Linked DNA regions of Mus musculus: region 1 is linked to region 2. Evidence: chromatin loops called from intact Hi-C (ENCODE). Cell type or tissue: heart. All regions are shown on one strand. Each heading gives the region's core, and the rest is flanking DNA. Links, peaks and the distances in the headings are about the cores only.

What was found. A loop is a pair of places that touch in the nucleus more often than their neighbours do. Peaks named below come from ENCODE experiments on the same cell type or tissue, not always from the same donor. Only the 100,000 strongest peaks of a DNase experiment are listed, where the experiment ranks them.
Region 1: a loop joins it to region 2, with 10 times the contacts of the local background. A loop is called at or near these places in 22 of 42 quality-filtered maps.

Annotation. Positions count from the first base shown.
Region 1 is chr12:17,362,775-17,372,030 of GRCm38, reverse strand. It overlaps Nol10 (nucleolar protein 10), which reads right to left. Exons shown (of 21, transcript NM_001008421.1): 10 at 3,644-3,722; 11 at 2,416-2,565. Among named protein-coding and RNA genes, the nearest start is that of Mir3066, 12 kb to the right of the region's middle. In heart, for the core only: a CTCF peak has its summit at 4,879; a DNase peak (open chromatin) is centred at 4,860.
Region 2 is chr12:17,804,219-17,813,474 of GRCm38, reverse strand. No RefSeq gene overlaps it. Among named protein-coding and RNA genes, the nearest start is that of Gm40312, 6.3 kb to the left of the region's middle. In heart, for the core only: a CTCF peak has its summit at 4,672 (motif pointing right); no DNase peak of the experiment used is centred there.

The DNA of each region.
Region 1 (9,256 bases), core at 762-8,761, 440 kb after region 2:
TAAACAGTAACTAGAACGGATACATCTCAAGACAGAGCCAAAGGAATAAACTAAGGTCACCACTTCTGGAGATTAAACTGCCATACTTAGAAATAAAATCTTGAGAACTTATTTTTATTTTACGTGTATTAGTGTTGTTAGCCTGAGTTGTTAGCCTATGCAAAATGTGCATGCAGTGCCTGGAAAGTCCAGAAGAGGGCGTCTGCGCCTCTGAGAGCTAAGTTACAAAAAGTTGTGAGCTGTCATGTGGATGCTGAGAATTGAACCTGGGTCTTGCAGGAGCAGTCAATGCTCTCAACCACTGAGCCATCTTTCTAGCCCCAAAATGCAAAATTTAAAAAACTCAAAAGTACTGGCTAGAAAAGCCAAAGTGACAGGTGGCTGGACTGTGCCTGACCCACCATTATCCACACCAAACACAGCAGGTGCCTGTAGAACCCGGTACCCACTCCAGGCAGTGAGTGAGGAGGGCATAGGCCTTCTGCTCAGCGTCTTCTCAGAACTGTTTTTACCTTCACTCTTTAGCCTTTAGAATTAATGTGTTTATTGAAATCAAAATTATTAAGAGTTTGTAAGGCTAAAGAGATGGCTCGGCAGTTAAAAGCACTTATTGCTCTTCCAAAGGACCTGAGTTCAGTTCACGCCACCCTGGTTAAGGCAATTCACAAAATGCCTGTAATTCCTGCTCCCAGGAGGTCACCTAAACAATGTAGCAAACACAAAGATACACACTTACACATGAATAAAACTGTTTTTTTTTCCATCTTTAAAAGAGAGTAAGAGAAGTAATTTGCTGTACTGAATTTATTTTATTAACGTAATAAAGTTACTTTCAGTCCTCTCAAAATGGTTTTGAGACAAGTCTCACTGTAGCCCAGGCTAGCCTTGAACTTGAATTGATCTTCTACCTCTGTTCCTAAGTACTGAGATGTCAGGGGTGAGCCATCACGTCCAGCTAATACTCAAATTTAAAAAAAAAAAAAAAAAAAAAAAAAAAAAAGAGTCCAGGCACGGTGGGACCCACAGCAAATCTGATGCTATCCTGAGCTACATAAAACCTCGTCTTAAAACCAAACAAAACAACTGGGGGTTGGGGGGGAGGTGGAGGATGGAAAGATGGCTCAGTGGTTAAGAGCACTGACTGCTCTTCCAGAGGTCCTGAGTTTAATTCCTAGCAACCACATGGTGGCTCACAACCATCTGTAATGGGATCCCTCTTCTGGTGTGTCTATAGACAGCTACAGTGTACTCATATAAAGAAAGCAAATAAATAAATAAATAAATCTTTAAAAAAAAAATCTTTACATACATGAAGTGAAAGCAGAAGGCAGACTAAAATCAGCAATCCAAACAGTACTTTTAAAATAACATTTGTAGTTGGAGGAAACACTAAAATATTCTTAAGAAAACACTACTTGAAAAAAAATGAAACAAAGTTAGCCAGGCCTTGAAGCACAGGCATGTAATACTACCAACTGGGGAGACTGAGGCAGGAGGATCACAAGCTGAAGGTCTGCCTAGGGTAGGGTGAGTTCAAGGTCAACTTGGGTAACTGACTGAAGCCCTCTCTTGAAATAAAAAGTACAAAGAACATTAAGGATGTAACCCAGTGGTACAGCACTGGCTAAGCACACACAAGGACCTGGGTTCAATCCCTAGAATTACCACCAGAGAAAGGCAGACAGACAGACTGACCAATACACAAAATTACTATGTCCTTACTATTTCTAGACCCTGCTTGTTTGAGATGGGGACAGGGTATGAATCTGGGACATGCACTGACTCTAGAATGGAAGAAAATCAGCAGCTCCCAGAACTCTGCTGGGGTAGTCAGTGAGCTGAAAGGTCTCAGGATGGAGCCAGCAAGCTGGCTCAGCAGGTCAAAGTGTTTGCTGTGCCACCTGAATTCAACCCTGGAACCCATGGTGGAAGAGTAATATCCAAGTTGTCCTCTGACCTCCATGTGCATTATGGCACATAGCCATTCTCACAGGCAGTAGTAATAAAATAAAATCAAGATGGTAGGGGCAGGACCAAAAGGCTCTTCAGAGGCAGATTCTATTTCACAGTGACTTTCTCTCCATCTAACACGTGTCCAATAAAATGTGTGCCAGGGGCCTGGCAACTAGGCTCAGGGGATAAAAGCCCTAACCACCAGCCTGATGACCCGAGTCCAAGCCCTCCTCATGCACAAGTGCACGTAAATCAGGATGCTCCGTAACTGAAGCCAGCGCAGGTCAGCTTTGCCCCAGCACAGACACACCCTGACCTAAAGTGACTGATATGCTGGTTCCCAGATGGCTGCTCAGCACCCCCTTCTCAAGGACCCACAGGAGCTGCCAAAGCACACAGAAAAAAAGAAGCACTGGGAACAGGCAAGGAAAACAGAGAGCAACTGCAGCAGAAAGTACGTACGGAGTCCTTGTTCCACATTTTGACAATTCTAGAGTCTGCAGACAAAACCAAATCTAGGGAATCCTGGAAATGAACTGACTTAATCGGCAGCCCATACTGGTGATCCTTAACTAGCAACGGCTTATCCGAGCGAAGATCATATAACAACACCTAGAAGAGAAAAGTTAATTCTAGTCAAACAAGCCATTTCCAAACTACACATTTAATACTCAGAGTAATGGGAACTGGGGAGGCAGCTCAGCTACTAGAGTACTGACCCAGTACCCACAAAGCCCCAAGTCCATTCCCCAGCCCAGCAAAACCAGCCATGGTGGCACATGCCAGTAGTCTCAGCACTTGGGATTATGGAGGCAAGAAAATCAGGAATTCAAAGTCATTCTTGGCTACATATCAAGTATGAAGCCATCATGGGGTATAAGAGACCCCTCCCCTCCTCATACACAAACATACACATGAAGAAAAACAAAAAACAAAAAAGTTGGAATAATGACTGCCACCTATTTCATAACCTTCTATGAACATGACAAACACACTTAGTCAGAGCCTAACACTAAAGTCAGCTCTTGGAAGTTTTATGACTTTAACCCTGGGAGTAGTTTTTAGATCCACTAATTTGATAATTACTGATCTATACTAAGAAAGGGACAGATATTCATAAGAATGTTTTGCTTGCTAATTAATTAGCAAATCTGTGGCCTAGGACACAGCAGGTGCTGCTGCAACAAGTGACCTTGAGTAAGCATTGTGGCACATGCCTTTGGGAGGCAGAGACAGGCAGATCTCTGTGAGTTCAAGGCCAGCCTCTTCTACACAGAATTCTAGGCCAGCTAGCATTGTATGTCAAGACCGTCTCAAAAGAAAAAGAAAAAAAAAGGCTCTTTGCATGCACACATCTTGGAAATATTTAGTGAACACAATTCTTACTTGCAGGATTCCCAGGGTCTTCAAAATATGTACTTAAATCCACTGTGACTCTCCAAGAGTAGAAAGCTGTTAGAATCCCAAATTTGGGCCACACACTCTAAAAAATACTGTTCCAAACCCCTATCAGGAATGTCTGAAGACTACCTCGATTCAACTCTAACATCAAAGGACTAGACCGATCTTCCGAGGTGCTAAAAGGACCTAGTAGTCTGGAGCACCTCTCCACTCCGGCCTCACTCACTATCCAAGTGCCTTCCAATACACATCCAAAATACTGGCTCACATGCTCACATGTGACATTTACCTGCCCTGTGGATGTTCCAACTGCCATGCTCAAGGCTCCATTAAACTTCAATGCAGAGATGGTGGGTAAGCTGTTTATCCTGAAAAGCAAGTGTTTGTCCTCACTTCAAATCTAACAAGGAAAATCATGTTACCAGCTATTTGTTTATAACTCTATCCAAACTTTCATAATAAAAAAGACATTTCCCATACAAATGTAATCCCATAACCCACCTTCATCTTCCATTCTATTCAGATAATAGAACACTGTTTTCAGAAACTTCTCCAGGATATCTTTCTCTCTCTCTCTCTCTCTCCCTCTGTGTGTCCGTGTGTGTGTGTGTGTCCGTGTGTGTGTGTGTGTGTGTGTGTGTGTGTGTGTGTGTGTGTGTCCGTGTGTGTGCAGGGGCACCAGGGGTCAACATCAGATATCTGCGATCCATGTGTGCTTTGGAATAGAATGTTCAGTGATTCTGGAGTTTGCTGGTCAGGGACTCCCAGGGACCTTCCTGTCTCCATCTCTCCAGATCTGAGATTAGTGACTGGTTTATATGGATGCTGGGGATCTAAACTAAGTCATGTCTTTCACAGCTAGCACTTTATTGAATGAGCCATCTTCCCAGCCCTCAAACATCCCTATCATTCTCAGAGAAACAATTTATCTTGGGATATGGGTGGGTATGCTTACTTCTGATGTAAAACCAACTTCACCAAGGCAGGAGAGAGAGCTCAGTTGTTAACAACATGCACTGCTTCTGCAACGAACTCAAATTTGAATTCCAGCCAGCATCCAAGTCAGGTGGCTCACAACTACCTATAACTCCAGCTCAGGAGATCTGACACCTTTGCTCTCTGCAGGCACCTGCACTCATGGGCACACACACATATTCAAAATTTCAAATCGTTTTAAAAATAAAATAGATCAACCTCATTCATCTAAAATAAAAGCCTAAGACCTAAATCTCGATGGTACTGAAGAACAAAAGGTACGGCTACAATTCTATACGTGCTTCTCATGCACCAGCTACAGACACGAGCGCCAAAACATTAAGGTAGAAAAAAGAGATTAGGTCAGAAGTAGACCAGAGCTGGCTGTGCTGATGCCTGCCTGCAATCCCTGCACTCAGGAGGCTGAGGTACACTACACAGTGAGATCATGTCCCGCAACAACAAGTAGAAACCAGCTCTGCACCCAGCCCTTCAAGGCCAGACCATGCCCGGAGCACTAGCAAGCCTCTCCTGCCACCTACAGCCTTAGCCTGGTGCTGCACTGAGCAGCGGCTGGAGAGGAGGCTGCTGCTCCTCAGACTCCATCACCTACTCTTCAAAATGAACTTCAGAATACCTGTTCATACAGAATTATCTTCCTACTCCTCCCAGGCTTATTTCATAAGGCAATTTTATCACTTTCTTCAGACAGGTTAATGACTCCTTCAATAATTGTAGTTTATGTTATGAGAACTTTTCTGCCACCTCCTCCTCCTCCTTCTGGGGAATTGCTAAGATACCAAATTCACTGACTTCTGCACATTCATTTCCTAACCAGCTCCTGTAACTCTCCTATTAATTCTCCCTGGCTTCCAGGCAAGTCTGCTGACTTTCTCAGGCAGACAGTCAATCATGGAAAAGAAAGACAGCCTGCTCTATCCAGTACTTCTAGCTTTACTAAAATTACTAAATTTACTAAATAACACAAGTGACAAGCTACAAGGTTTGTAGGAAAAGCATAAAGCTAAATTAAAAAGAAAAATACAGGGGCTAGGGAGATGGCTCAGAGGTTAAAAACACTGGCTGCTCTTTAGAGGACCAGGGTTTGATTCCAAGAACCCATCCATAACTCTAGTTCCCGAGGACCCAACCCGCTCTTCTGGGTTTCATGGGTACTGTACTTATGTGCAGACACAAACAGACATACGTAATTAAAAATAAATAAATCTTTAAAAAATACAATACAATACAATAAGATCACTTGAAAAAATCAGCAGAAGAAAAACCAGCAATCTTTAACATTTTCTTATGCCTCTGGATGTTCTTCTGATGACAATAAACACATATGGTCATGGTCATTGTCCTTTTATAAAAATGTTATAAGAGCCGGGCGTGGTGGTGCACACCTTTAATCCCAGCACTCGGGAGGCAGAGGCAGGCGGATTTCTGAGTTCGAGGCCAGCCTGGTCTACAGAGTGAGTTCCAGGACAGCCAGGGCTATACAGAGAAACCCTGACTCGAAAAACAAAAACAAAACAAAAAAAATGTTATAAGAATTTAATAAAACTCTATGACAACTGTATGTTTTTCTTTCTCACTGAAAGGTATATATCTAAAAATGGGTATTTATATACCCTTCCCTACACTAACATACTTCTGAAACAAAATTCTCAAAAGCTGAACAATGAGTATGTCATTGATGGAGAGTTTTCTTTCATAAAACACATACAATTAAAGTACCTAACAAGACGTCACTTTCTGTACATAAAGAGCTCACCAAAGTCTCTGGTAAATAAACATCCAGTACTAAGGTAGGGGTAGGGTGCTGCAATCAGTCCCAGCATTTGGGAGGAAAAGCATTAGGAGTGCAAGGCCATTCTCAGCCACGCAGGAAGTCTGAAGGCAGCCTGACACTTATGTTTTAATATAAAAAGAGAAAAAAAATCACTACCTGTGAAGCAGTCAGGTAGCTCTAGTTAACTGCTACCTCTGTTCTTTCTAATAACAATAAATCGGGAGAGGTGTCTGTGTGTCTACTATATACCAGATACCCAGGAGACTCCCTCAGACCCAGGAGTTAACAGCCCACATGGACGGGGGAGAGCCTAGCTCAAGAACTAACAGTAGCTAGACAGAGGGCTCAGTGAAGCCAACCATGGGGCACCTGCTCCCAAGCCTGACAACTGGACCCACAGGGAGAAGGGAAGAAGACTCACTTCAAAGCTGTGCTCTGACCTCTACATGCATGGGTGTGCCCTGCCCGTGCAAAATCAGTCAATCAAACAAATGTAATAAACTGAAAAGAAAGGAGGAAGAGGGAGAGAAGGAGGAAGAAGAGAAAGAAGAAGAAAAGGAGGAGGAGGAAAAGGAAAGAATGGTGAGGACATGCTGGGGAGGAGCCTCAGCTGAGGACAAGGAGACAGTGGCCACTCAATAAGGTGGTAGATGCTTATATTTATATTAGGTTTTCTGTAAAACAATTTAGCAGGAACCCAAAAACTCAGTTCTAGATGCTTGGGAAATAACCACTGAACTACAAACATTGGATATGTTCCCAGAGGCTCTGGTTGGCCAAATTCTGCTACACAGCAGGTGGGTCTCTGCTATTCTTTCTGTTTCGGATACTGCTTAGTGTCTTTTGTTATACTAAATATAATTATTTTCAAAATATTTTATCACAACAGCTGAAAATTCCTTACCTCTAAAGAACAACAACAACAACAAAAAAATCAGTACAAAATGTGAATCAATTTTCATTAAAAAAAAAAACCCCAAATTCCAATATTTCAACCATATACAAATGAGGAGCACACTTTTAATCCCAGCACAGACAGAAGAGGGCAATCTCCCAGCTCAAGGCCAGTCTGGTCTACACAGTGAGTTCAAGGACAGCCAGGGATACACAGAAACACTGTCTCAAAAAATCATAAACAGAAAAAAACAGTACTCCCATTACTTCTAAAGACCAAAGTGAAGATGGCCTTTTTCCATCCTTGTCCTTAATACTGTGTAGTATCCCATCTCCTATAGTCACTGCACTTATGCTGGAAATAGCCTTGAGATGTATTATCAGTGACTACTACACATCTGTTTGCTTTAAAACAAAACAAAGCGGGCTGGAGAGATGTTTCAGCAGTTAAGAGCACAGACTGCTCTTCCAGAGGTACTGAGTTCAATTCCCAGCAACCACATGGTGGCTCACAACCATTTGTAATGGGATCAGATGCCCTCTTCTGGTGTGGCTGAAGACAGCTACAGTGTACTCCCATACATTCATTAAATAAATAAATAAATAAATCTTAAAAACAAAAGGAGGATTGGGCGAACACACGCAGGGATGTACCCAGAGGTCAGAGGACAACTCTGTGAAACTGGTTCTTTCTTTCCACCTCTGGGGGATCCAGAGACTGAACTCAAGTCATTAGGCACACAACTTTGATCCAAGCATCAGGAGGCAGAGGTAGGTGGATCTCTGTGATTTGAGGCCAGCACAGTGTATACAGAGTTCTATGCCAGGCAGTGCTGGAGTGAGACTATTTCATAAGAGAAAAACAAGAAACAACAACAACAAAGAGAAACAAAGTCAGGTTGTGATGCTAAGGGCACACGGAACTCAGAGCACACATCTTGACATAATTCAAAGACAAATCAATGCTTAAGAGTGAGAGAAAATTAGAATGAGTAACTTTAGTATTTTGTTCTTAGTATATTTCCTGATTTCTTTTTTAACACTGATGGGTTAAAACAATGTGGCAACTGAAGAGCTGGCTCTGAGGGAAAGCACAAACTGCTCTGAGGGGAGCAGAATTAGGTTCCCAGCACCCACACAAGCTGCTCACAACTGCCTGTAACTCAAGCTCTGCTTCTAGGGGATGCAGTGGCCCCCTCTGGCCTTTTTAGGCATCTGCACCCATGCACAGGCGCACACCTTATACAAAAACAAAAAACCTTTAATATGCATTTTTTGCATTAGTTTATTCTATGTGGAAGTGAACTTCCTAGCTTAAAGTTTCTTAATATCCTCTACACCATGCCATGATTAGTGAAGTTGATTATCATTTTAAAATAAACCCCAAAGCAATCAAGAAAAATGAATGTCTCTATTGTCACTTTAAATGTAGCAGTTTAAAACAAACACGCAAGTTTACTTCTTAATACAGAGTAAGATTTATGTATTAGAAAGAGGTATCATTAGTTCGTTATACACTGGCTTGCTGCTCCTGTAATAGTGAAGGTTGACCCTGCAGCCTTGCATACTCCACAGGCACTCTCCTACTGAGCTGCAGCAGCTGAGCCATTCTTTATTATTTTTAATCAAAGATGGTCCATGTAAACATCTTTTCAAAGGAGTTATGAGTTCCTACCCTAAAGGAAATCATGCACTAAATTTTAGGGTCCTTAGTGTCATTGCAGCCTGTTACCATCAGACGCTTTACCCTCCAACATGAAGTATATAAACTCTCCCTGAAGTACACGGGATGTGCTGGAGAAGCAGTGCCCAGAGAAAGGCTTTTCTGAACAGATAAGCCTGGAGCAAAGGCCTGCCTGAGGGTGGTCTGCCTACAGCCAGCACCTGGGCAGGGGTGCCAACCTGTGCCAGCCCATGCTGGTGAGTGGATGACAAAGACTCGTTCTTACTTGACTCAAGCTGCTACCTGTGTCACATGTTTTTCCTCTCCAAGTATGTATTACTCTCTAAATGTTTAAGTGTAGACCAATAAGAACAAGAAAAAAAAAGAAAACGTCACCCTTTGCTTCCTTCAACATAGCATTCAAAGCACACGCCTGCCCAGTCACCAATCCTGGGGGAATGAAAACTAAAATCCCACGCTGCTCTGAGAAGTACTGGAGAGAAGGAATCTCCCTGGCTTACCCACAGCTTTATAGGACAACAATGCCCGACACCAGTCTCAGATGTGAGTCAGAA
Region 2 (9,256 bases), core at 550-8,549:
AATCCTATAGCTTTGTCTCAAACACATTGGACTTCAATTCCTAAAGGCATAGATGGTGCTCTTCCTGTAACTTCTCATACATCTCTCAGTTTGGGTACTTCATCTCCCTGTAAGCATCTCTCCATGGCAGATTTCTCAATGTGTTTGTTTTCTCAACAACCTGTGGTCACAAAATGCAACTCAAGCATCAACTTCACCACTTAAATGCAAGGAACTCAAACAAAGTCTTCCCTGGGATCCTGACTCTGTCAAAAAATGGCTGGAGTGGTGCTAAACTGAAACCATAGAAGAATCCATGACCATGGTATTTTCATCTTTCAGTTTCTAGAAGCAGCACGATATGGATGATCCTGTGAAGTTTGGCTCCTAAATTAACGGACCCTACCTCGCTTGGATCACATTTGCAGCAGGTTTTGTTTAAGGCTCCATCCTGGGATGAGGAAACACTTTGAATACTCCTCCCATTAATTTAAAACATACAAGCAGGAGGAAGTGCTACACTTAGGGTACCTTCATAGGCGCATACCCACAAGGGCATTTGCTCCACGAAGTTCATAGCCACTTTATTTATAAAAGTTAATGTGTTTCAAGAGGCAGGTGGATTTCTGAGTTCGAGGCCAGCCTGGTCTACAGAGTGAGTTCCAGGACAGCCAGGGCTACACAGAGAAACCCTGTCTCGAAAGAAAAACAACAACAACAAACAAACAATAAAACCAAACCAAAACCACCAAAAACAAACAAACAAACAAAACCGTGTTTCATTTACAAAATGGAATACTATTCAGGTATTAAAAACAAGGACATCATGAATTTTGCAGAGAAATGGGTACAATTAGAAACTAATATCTGGAATGAGGTAACTCAGGCCCAAAAGGACATGCATGTACATACTCACTTACAAGTGAATAATAACCATAAGTACAGGATACCCACACTGCACTTCATAGACTGAAAGACACTAAACAAGAAGAAAGGCCCAAATGAGCATGGTTGAATCTCACTCAGAAGGGGGAATAATAGAGTCAGAGGAGGCATGCTGCACCCACCTCGGCCGGCAAGGAAGATACAACACGGTCGGTCGGATTCTTCTCAACAGCCTTTATTGCAGGAACGCCTCGATGCTGCTACAGGGACCCTGGGCACCCAGGGAGATCTGCTTATATACTCTCAGCCCCCATCCACTCACGACAGGCCACGCCACCTCACCAGGCACGCAGCTTCAGCCAATCAGGGCTGCAGGGGCATGTCTCCACCAAATATGGACTTGTTTACACCGCCAGCATCATGGTGCACCTGCGCAGCTCTCACGATGGTCGTGGCTTATTTTCGGGTGTATGAGGAAGTCAGGTGCAAGTCATAAGACTTAGCTGCAGTCCTGGGTGCCATCTTGGGACTGCTACCACACCTGCTCCTCACAGAGGCAGAAGGAAGAGAGAGAACTGGATGGGAGAGTAGATAAGAAAGGGGAAGGGGAGTGTTAGGAACAGGTATAGTAAGAGACAAGGGAGGGCCAGAGAGCCAGGAAAATTAATTGAAATCTGCAGCTGGCAGAGGGGGAGTGGCTGGGGAGGGCATCTCTAGAATGGGCCTGAGACTAGGAATGGGAGGGCACAAAGGGGGCTAATGAGGTGATCTTAGCTGAGATATATAGCATTGAGTTATGGACCATGAACAGGTGACATCTTGCAGTCAGGCAGAAACCCCAGTGGAGAGTTAAGTACACGAACAGAACCAAAAACCTTTCCACCCACAATTTGTCCTGTCTGCAAGAAACGCAGGCACAAATTTGAAACAGAGACTGAGTTGCATTTCCCTGATGATTAAGGGTGCTGAACATTTTTTCAGGTGCTTCTCAGCCATTCGGTATTCCTCAGGTGAGAATTCTTTGTTTAGCTCTGTGCCCCATTTTTAAATGGGGTTATTTGGTTTTCTGGAGTCTATCTTCTTGAGTTCTTTATATATATTGGATATTAGTCCCCTATCTGATTTAGGATTGGTAAAGATCCTTTCCCAATCTGTTGGTGGCCTTTTTGTCTTATTGACAGTATCTTTTCCTTACAGAAGCTTTGTAATTCTATGAGGTCCCATTTGTCAATCCTCGATCTTACAGCACAAGCCATTGCTGTTCTATTCAGGAATTTTTTCCCCTGTGCCCATATCTTCGAGGCTTTTCCCCACTTTTTCCTCTATAAGTTTCAGTGTCTCCGGTTTTATATGGAGTTCCTTGACCCACTTAGACTTGACCTTAGTACAAGGAGATAAGAATGGATCAATTTCCATTCTTCTACATGATAATCGCCAGTTGTGCCAGCACCATTTGGTGAAAAATGCTGCCTTTTTTCCACTGGATAGATTTAGCTCCCTTGCCAAGATCAAGTGACCGTAGGTGTGTGGGTTCATTTCTGGGTCTTCAATTCTATTCCATTGGTCTACATGTCTGTTGCTATACCAGTACCATGCAGTTTTTATCACAATTGCTCTGTAGTACAGCTTTAGGTCAGCCGTGGTGATTCCACCAGAGATTCTTTTATCATTGAGAAGAGTTTAGGAATGGCCAAACTATACCCTGACCAACTGGTAACCCATCCCATGGGCAAGCACTGAGGCTGGCATTACTGAGGATAATTTGTTATACTTGCAGATAGTAGCTTAGCATCATTGTCCTCTGAGCGTCTCCATCCAGCATCTGACTGAAACATATGCAGAAACCCACAGCCTAACGTTGGACAGGGCTCAGGGAGTATTTTAAAAGAGTTGGGGAAAGAATTGACAGCCTCTGAAGGAATAGGAAGGCCATGAGAAGACCCTCTGAGTCAACTAACCCAGAACCTAGGAGACTCTCAGAGATGGAGCCACCAACCAAAGAGCACACACAGGCTGGGATGGAGGCCCCCACCATATATGTAGTGGATATGCTGCTCAGTCTTCATGGGGTCCCCAACATCCAGAGCAGGACATTTCCCTTAAGTTGTTCCTGTCTGTGCAAACTATTTCCCTAACTGGGCTGCCATTTCTGACCTCAGTAGGAAAGGATGTGCCTAACTCTGCAGACTTGACATGCCATAGTTGGGGATACTCAAGTGGTTCCCACCCTGCCTGGGGAGAGAAAAGGGAGTCAGTGATGAGGGACTGTGGAAGGTGGAATGGGGTGGGTGTAACAATTAGAATGTAAATTGAATAAAGAAATAGGAAGAGTGAACAAATACATATCAATAGAATAAAAATATATAAATCAGCCAATAATTTTTAACGTTTGCCCTACTCAATAATTCAGGGCATAATCCAAGTACAAAAGTTTTTTGGTTTTTTTTGGGGGGGGACCAAGATACCACACAAATGACCTCTCCCTAAAGTTTTCACAGTCTATTTTCCACTGAAATAGTATGACCTCAACTTCGTGTGGCTGCATTACTGTCAACACTCCAATCTTCCAGACCCTACGGGAAGAACCGATTAAACTCCATGTACAGCTTTCTATGACTTTTGCCATCTCAATTTCTGATATTTTCCATATTCCTTCAAAAGAGACCAGAGATTCTGTCTAGCAGCAAAATCAGCTTTTGAAACAATTGCTGTTGTTGCTGTTGCTTTTGTTGTTGTTGTTGTTCTACCTTGCTACTCTGCTGCTGAGATGGTTTCCTCTGAGCAGAAGCATCTCAGGTAGTAAATGTTTGTTTTACATGATTCTGTCAGATCACAGCCCACCATACTGGGAGCTCAGACTAGAAACTGAAGCTAGAAAATGAAGGCAAAAATGTTTGACAAACACTACTTCCTGCCTTGCTTTCTTGCTTGGTCACTCTCTCATGCTCACCTAGCTCTCTCATCCAAACCACGACCACTTGCTTCCCAATATTGCCACCCTTCATGGAAGAGTCTTCCTATATCAATTATCAACACTATCTCTCAGAGACCTAGAAACCAACCATTCTGATGAGGGCACACCTGCAACTGAGGCTTCTTCAGATGACTGTAGTCTGAAATGTTGAGTTAAAACAACTATGACACAGAGACAATAATAAGTGAGGCAGTTGTAAAAACCCAAAACCAATGATCTAACCATATCATTACAGGACCCGTGCCACCACATCAGGGAGTTGGAGTAGTGTCTGAGCCAGGATAAAATGGGAAGGGGTCCTGGCTCAGAGCATGGAAGGATACAGTAGAATAGGGAGAAGAGAGGCTGCACTGCCCTGTGGTGAGGTGTCCTTAACCCTGGATTCCCAGGCCAGGGAGACCAAAGAGGTGGCCAAACAGCTGGAAGGTGAATAGAGGAGTAGATTGCCCCACAGACCTGGAAATAAGACTGCTGGTCTAAGGAAGATATACTAACTTTGCTGGAAGGGATGAAAAACAGCCTGCCATATACTGACAGCTCCAAGTTGAAAACTACAGAGTCACATATAGACTGAGAACAGGGTTGTTTAGAAGGGGGGAAAAATGAGGTCTTTGTCCTTTCCACCCTGTTTTGCAGAGTCTGATTTTGCCCTGGATGCGGTCATAAAGAGCTCTCTGTTGAGTGCAACTTAATGGGTACAGGTGCTCTTGATAAGAAGGATTTAACCCAAGGCGGAGGGTGAGTAACTCTATCAATTGGGATGGAAACAGTCTCATTTCCTCTCTCAGTCACACAATACTAAAGTGGCACACACATAATAGAGGGCCACAAGGGGGCAGTAAAGGCTATGCAGCAGATTCCTCCACTTGTACAGAGGAGAAAATGAAGACAGGATGGCAGCTATGAGCCATGGAACAGGATTCCAAGACTGCTCTAACTTCCCAGAAATTAAGAACGGGGCACTCCTATTACAGGCCCTGAAACATCTTCCTAGCCCTTTGTGGATATGACTCTCCAGCATATCCACTTTATGGGAGTTCCATATTCTCTTTGATCATGTCCTCCACAAGTACTCAAGAAAAATTTAAAAAAACAGACACATTTCTGACAGACAGGTCATGGATACAAAGAACAGCAGTGACACATCCTAACAGCTGGCTTTCAACCCTTCACCTGGGAGTCCTGAGGGTCTTGGGGTTCCAGTCTAAGCAGCAAGATTTTATGCCCAACTCACAGGAATCACAAAGACCAGCATGGAGCCCATTTCAATGCAAACACACAGAGGTCTTTTATATGAGCTCAGTAACAAGGACTCTCAGCAGTCAAACTACCATTAGGTACAAACTGAGAGAACAAATCTAGGGGTTTTGAGTATTTATTGTAGTTACAACAAGAGTGGGGAGTTTGCATACAAATCAGCATTGTAATTTTTTAAAACTGTATGTCTGGCATAATGTGCAGGATCCAAGCAAGGGGAGCAAAAAAAAAAATCTAACAAGCATGATGGGTAAGCTGTTTTTGTTTTGTTTTTGTTTTTGTTTTTGTTTTCTATAGGAGGTCTTAGTTATCTCTATGTAGCTTGACCCTGCTGATGTACCTTAACTGGCTGTTGATAAGGGGATTTTGTCATGGGATTTTTGCTGGAATGTACAAATGTACATTCTCAAAAAGCAAACTGTTTGGGATTTACAAACTCATCTCTGTTCCTGAGCCCCTGATTATAGACAGAAACTCCTGGTTAACCACAACCATGCCTGTCTGTAGACTAGACTTTGCCCAAAGACCTACCTCACTGTTACTGCAGACACTAATATCAGCTGCCATTACCACTGGAACAGAATCCCAGTGGAAATTTCCTCTCCTCCTGTGCAAGCCTCCTATAGATACCATAGACAATCCCCACCTGCCCATCCATTCCTGCCTCATCCCTGTGTCTCAGCCCCCTTTGGGCAGATACTCCCTGTTCAACCACATTCCATGCCTGAAAGGACACAAGGTAAACTTCCATAGATCAACTTCATGATTGATTGATTTACCCCAGATTCAATTTTCCCAGTTGTTCCAACATTGTATTACACACCATGGGCTGCTTGACCTCTCTCCTGACTATGTCTCCTTATGGATTACTAAGATCTTCTGTTCCTGCCTGTCGCTTCTCCCAGATTTTAATATCACAAAGCATCCCCTCTTGACCATACCCACCATACAGGTCAGTAAAATAGGAAACTGTCAGTGAACACTATCTTCAAATCCATGCATCAAACAGTAACACAGAAACAAAACTCCCACCCAAAAAGACAAACCCAGAGGCCAGTACCTAGGTCAATAATCACCCAAACAGAGATGGCTACACACCAGCATAGCAACATAGATAGTAACAGCCAGGAACAATTGCAACCAAGAAATCCAAGCTATGCCATCACAGCAGGTCTGAGAAATTAAAGCATGCAACAGATAAAGTGCAAAAGAGGTTGTTTGGGGGAAGGGAGAGGAGTGAGAACCTGGGGAAGGGATAGAAGTACACAAGAGGACCTGCAGACAGGCACACAGACAGGGAGGAGAAAGAGAGCCATGAGGGGAGAGATGACAGAGAGTGTGCATGTGCAGAGAACAGAGACAGGGAACAAAAATAGAGAGCTGCTATAGCTGGTGGTCCATGTATATAAAGCACGCTTGACAACAGACACAGGGGATGGAGGCAGGAAATGACATAAGCTGTTGCTAAGTCCCTAAGAGCAGGACACGAAATTACTTGTACATTGACAACTACAGAGGTTCACCCACAGAACAGGAAAGGAAGAAAGAATCTCAGGCATTGAAAATGAATAAAAATTACAAATGATTGGTATAGAAGAATATCAGCTCAGAGGACTATGATTTTTCAATAAAACCATGAAGGAAATTTTTCAAAAAATTAAAATCCCTTTGCCAAATAATAATCAAATCACTAAACATATGAAATAAAGAAATATGGAAAAATTGCAACTGAAAAAAATTAACAAAACCTAGACAAACAAAAACAAATAATGTATATATCTTTGTCAGGGTTTCTATTCCTGCACAAACATCATGACCAAGAAGCAGTTGGAGAGAAAAGGGCTTATTCAGCTTACACTTCCACATTGCTTTTGATCACCTAAGGATGTCAGGACTGGAACTCAAGCAGGGCAGGAAGCAGGAGCTGATGCAGAGGTCATGGAAGGATGTTCCTTCTTGGTTTGCTTTCCCTGGCTTGCTCAGCCTGCTCTGTTATAGAGCCCAAGACTACCAGGCCAGGGATGGTCTCACCTACAAGGGGCCTTTCTCCCTTGATCACTTATTGAAAAAACGCCTTACTGTTGAGGCATTTCCTCAACTGAAGCACCTTTCTCTGTGATACCAGATTGTGTCAAGTTGACACAAAACCAACCAATACAATTGACCCCTTGTCAACTTGACACACAAGCACATCACTAGTAAGCCTCAACCCTTACTTTCTTATTCATCCCCAAGATCTAAATAACTTTAAAAATCCCACAGTCTTTGCAAATTCTTAAAATTTCAATCTCTTTAAAATATCCAATCTCTTTTAAAATCCAAAGTCTCTTAACTGTGGACTCTACTAAAATACTTCCTTTAAGAGGGAAAAACATCAGGGCACAGTCACAATCAAAAGCAAAATCAAATTCCAACTGTCCAATGTCTGGGAGCCACTCATGATCTTCTGGGCTCCTCCAAGGGCTTGAGTCACTTCTCCCAGCTCTGCACTTTGTAGCACACACCTCATCCTCTAGGCTCTAGATGCCTGTACTCCACTGCTGCTGCTGCTGCTGTTCTTGGTGGTCTTCTCATGGTACTGGCATCTCCAAAACACTGCTGTCAATTGCAACTGTGGCTGTACCTTCACCAATGGCCTTCAATGGCCTCTTACAGTGCCAAGACTCAGCTGCTCTTCATGACCCCTTCATGCCTTCAAATGCACTACCACCTGGATGACTCGTACACATTGACAAGTCCAACCATAGCACAAGGTACCACCTTGGCTATCTCTGGAACACAGCCTCTGTGCTCTCAGAAAACACTTCCCAGAAGATGTCACCTCAATGATGCTGGTCTCTTCTTAATCACCACTAATTTCTTAGCTCCAGCTAACCAGCATCAATGGTCCCAGTAATGCAAAGTTCTTGCTTTAGTAGTTCTGGTACCTTGTTAATCACAGCTGATTCTTCAGCCCCATCTAACCAAACCACAGAATCTTCACAATCAAAATAGCAATGGCCCAGATAAGAATCTTTAATCTTCCCTCTGAAATGTCACAACCAGACTTCCATCTTCTGCACTTTTCTCAACTTTATCTTCCAAGCTCCTACACAACATCCCACAGAGTTCATAACATCGAATGGGTCGTCTAGCCCAAATTTCCAAAGTCCTTACACAGTGCTCCCCAAAACATGGTCAGGTTTTCACAGGAATACCACAATATGCTGATACCAATTTGTTTTAGTCAGGGTTTCTTTTTTTGTTTGTTTGTTTTGTTTCTTGTTTTTTGTTTTTTCGAGACAGGGTTTCTCTGTGTAGTCCTGGATGTCCTGGAACTCACTTTGTAGACCAGGCTGGGCTCGAACTCAGAAATTTGCCTGCCTCTGCCTCCCGAGTGCTGGGATTAAAGGCGTGCACCACCACACCTGGCTTAGTCAGGGTTTCTATTCCTGCACAAACATCATAACCAAGAAGCTCTCTTAGAGAATCCAAGTCCACCAGCCCAGGGATGGTCTCACCAACAAGGGCCCTTTCCGCCTTGATCACTAATTGAGAAAATGCTGTAAGCTGGATCTCATGGAGGCATTTCCTCAATTGAAGCTCCTTTGTGATAATTCCAGATTGTGTCAAGTTGACACAAAACCAACCAGTCAGACCTATTAGATTTATACCTGTCATATGCTAGAGACTCAAAGAAACCACCCTTGTTTCTATAAGACAGCCTAAGGTCCAAACGATTTGGGCATGTATAGGGAAGTTATCACTTGCCCCTGATGGAGCAAGTGAGGAGCAACACCTCACAGGTGCTCACATATGGCTTATACTTCCCATCCAGCCCCAGAGAGGACTCACCACCCCAGCTTCCACTGCTCAGCACCCTGCCCCTACCCACTGTGGGCAGTAACCCTGTGCTCACCATGCCTCGAATTCAGAGCTTCCCTGAGGTCCTCTCACAGCACCCAACAGCAGAGTCAGAGCAGGACACAGAGAACCATTCAAGCCTGCACAGCCACAGTGAACTTGGAGAAAGGCACTCGGAAGATCCTGCCACCTTCTCTGACTGGCTGGTCTGTCAGGAGACCTTGATTGGCCAGTGGGTCTCATCCCTCCTCAAGGTTAATGTGTGCTTTCCAGGGCCAGACCTTTTCCAGGTCTCAGGTGTGGTTTGCACTACATTAG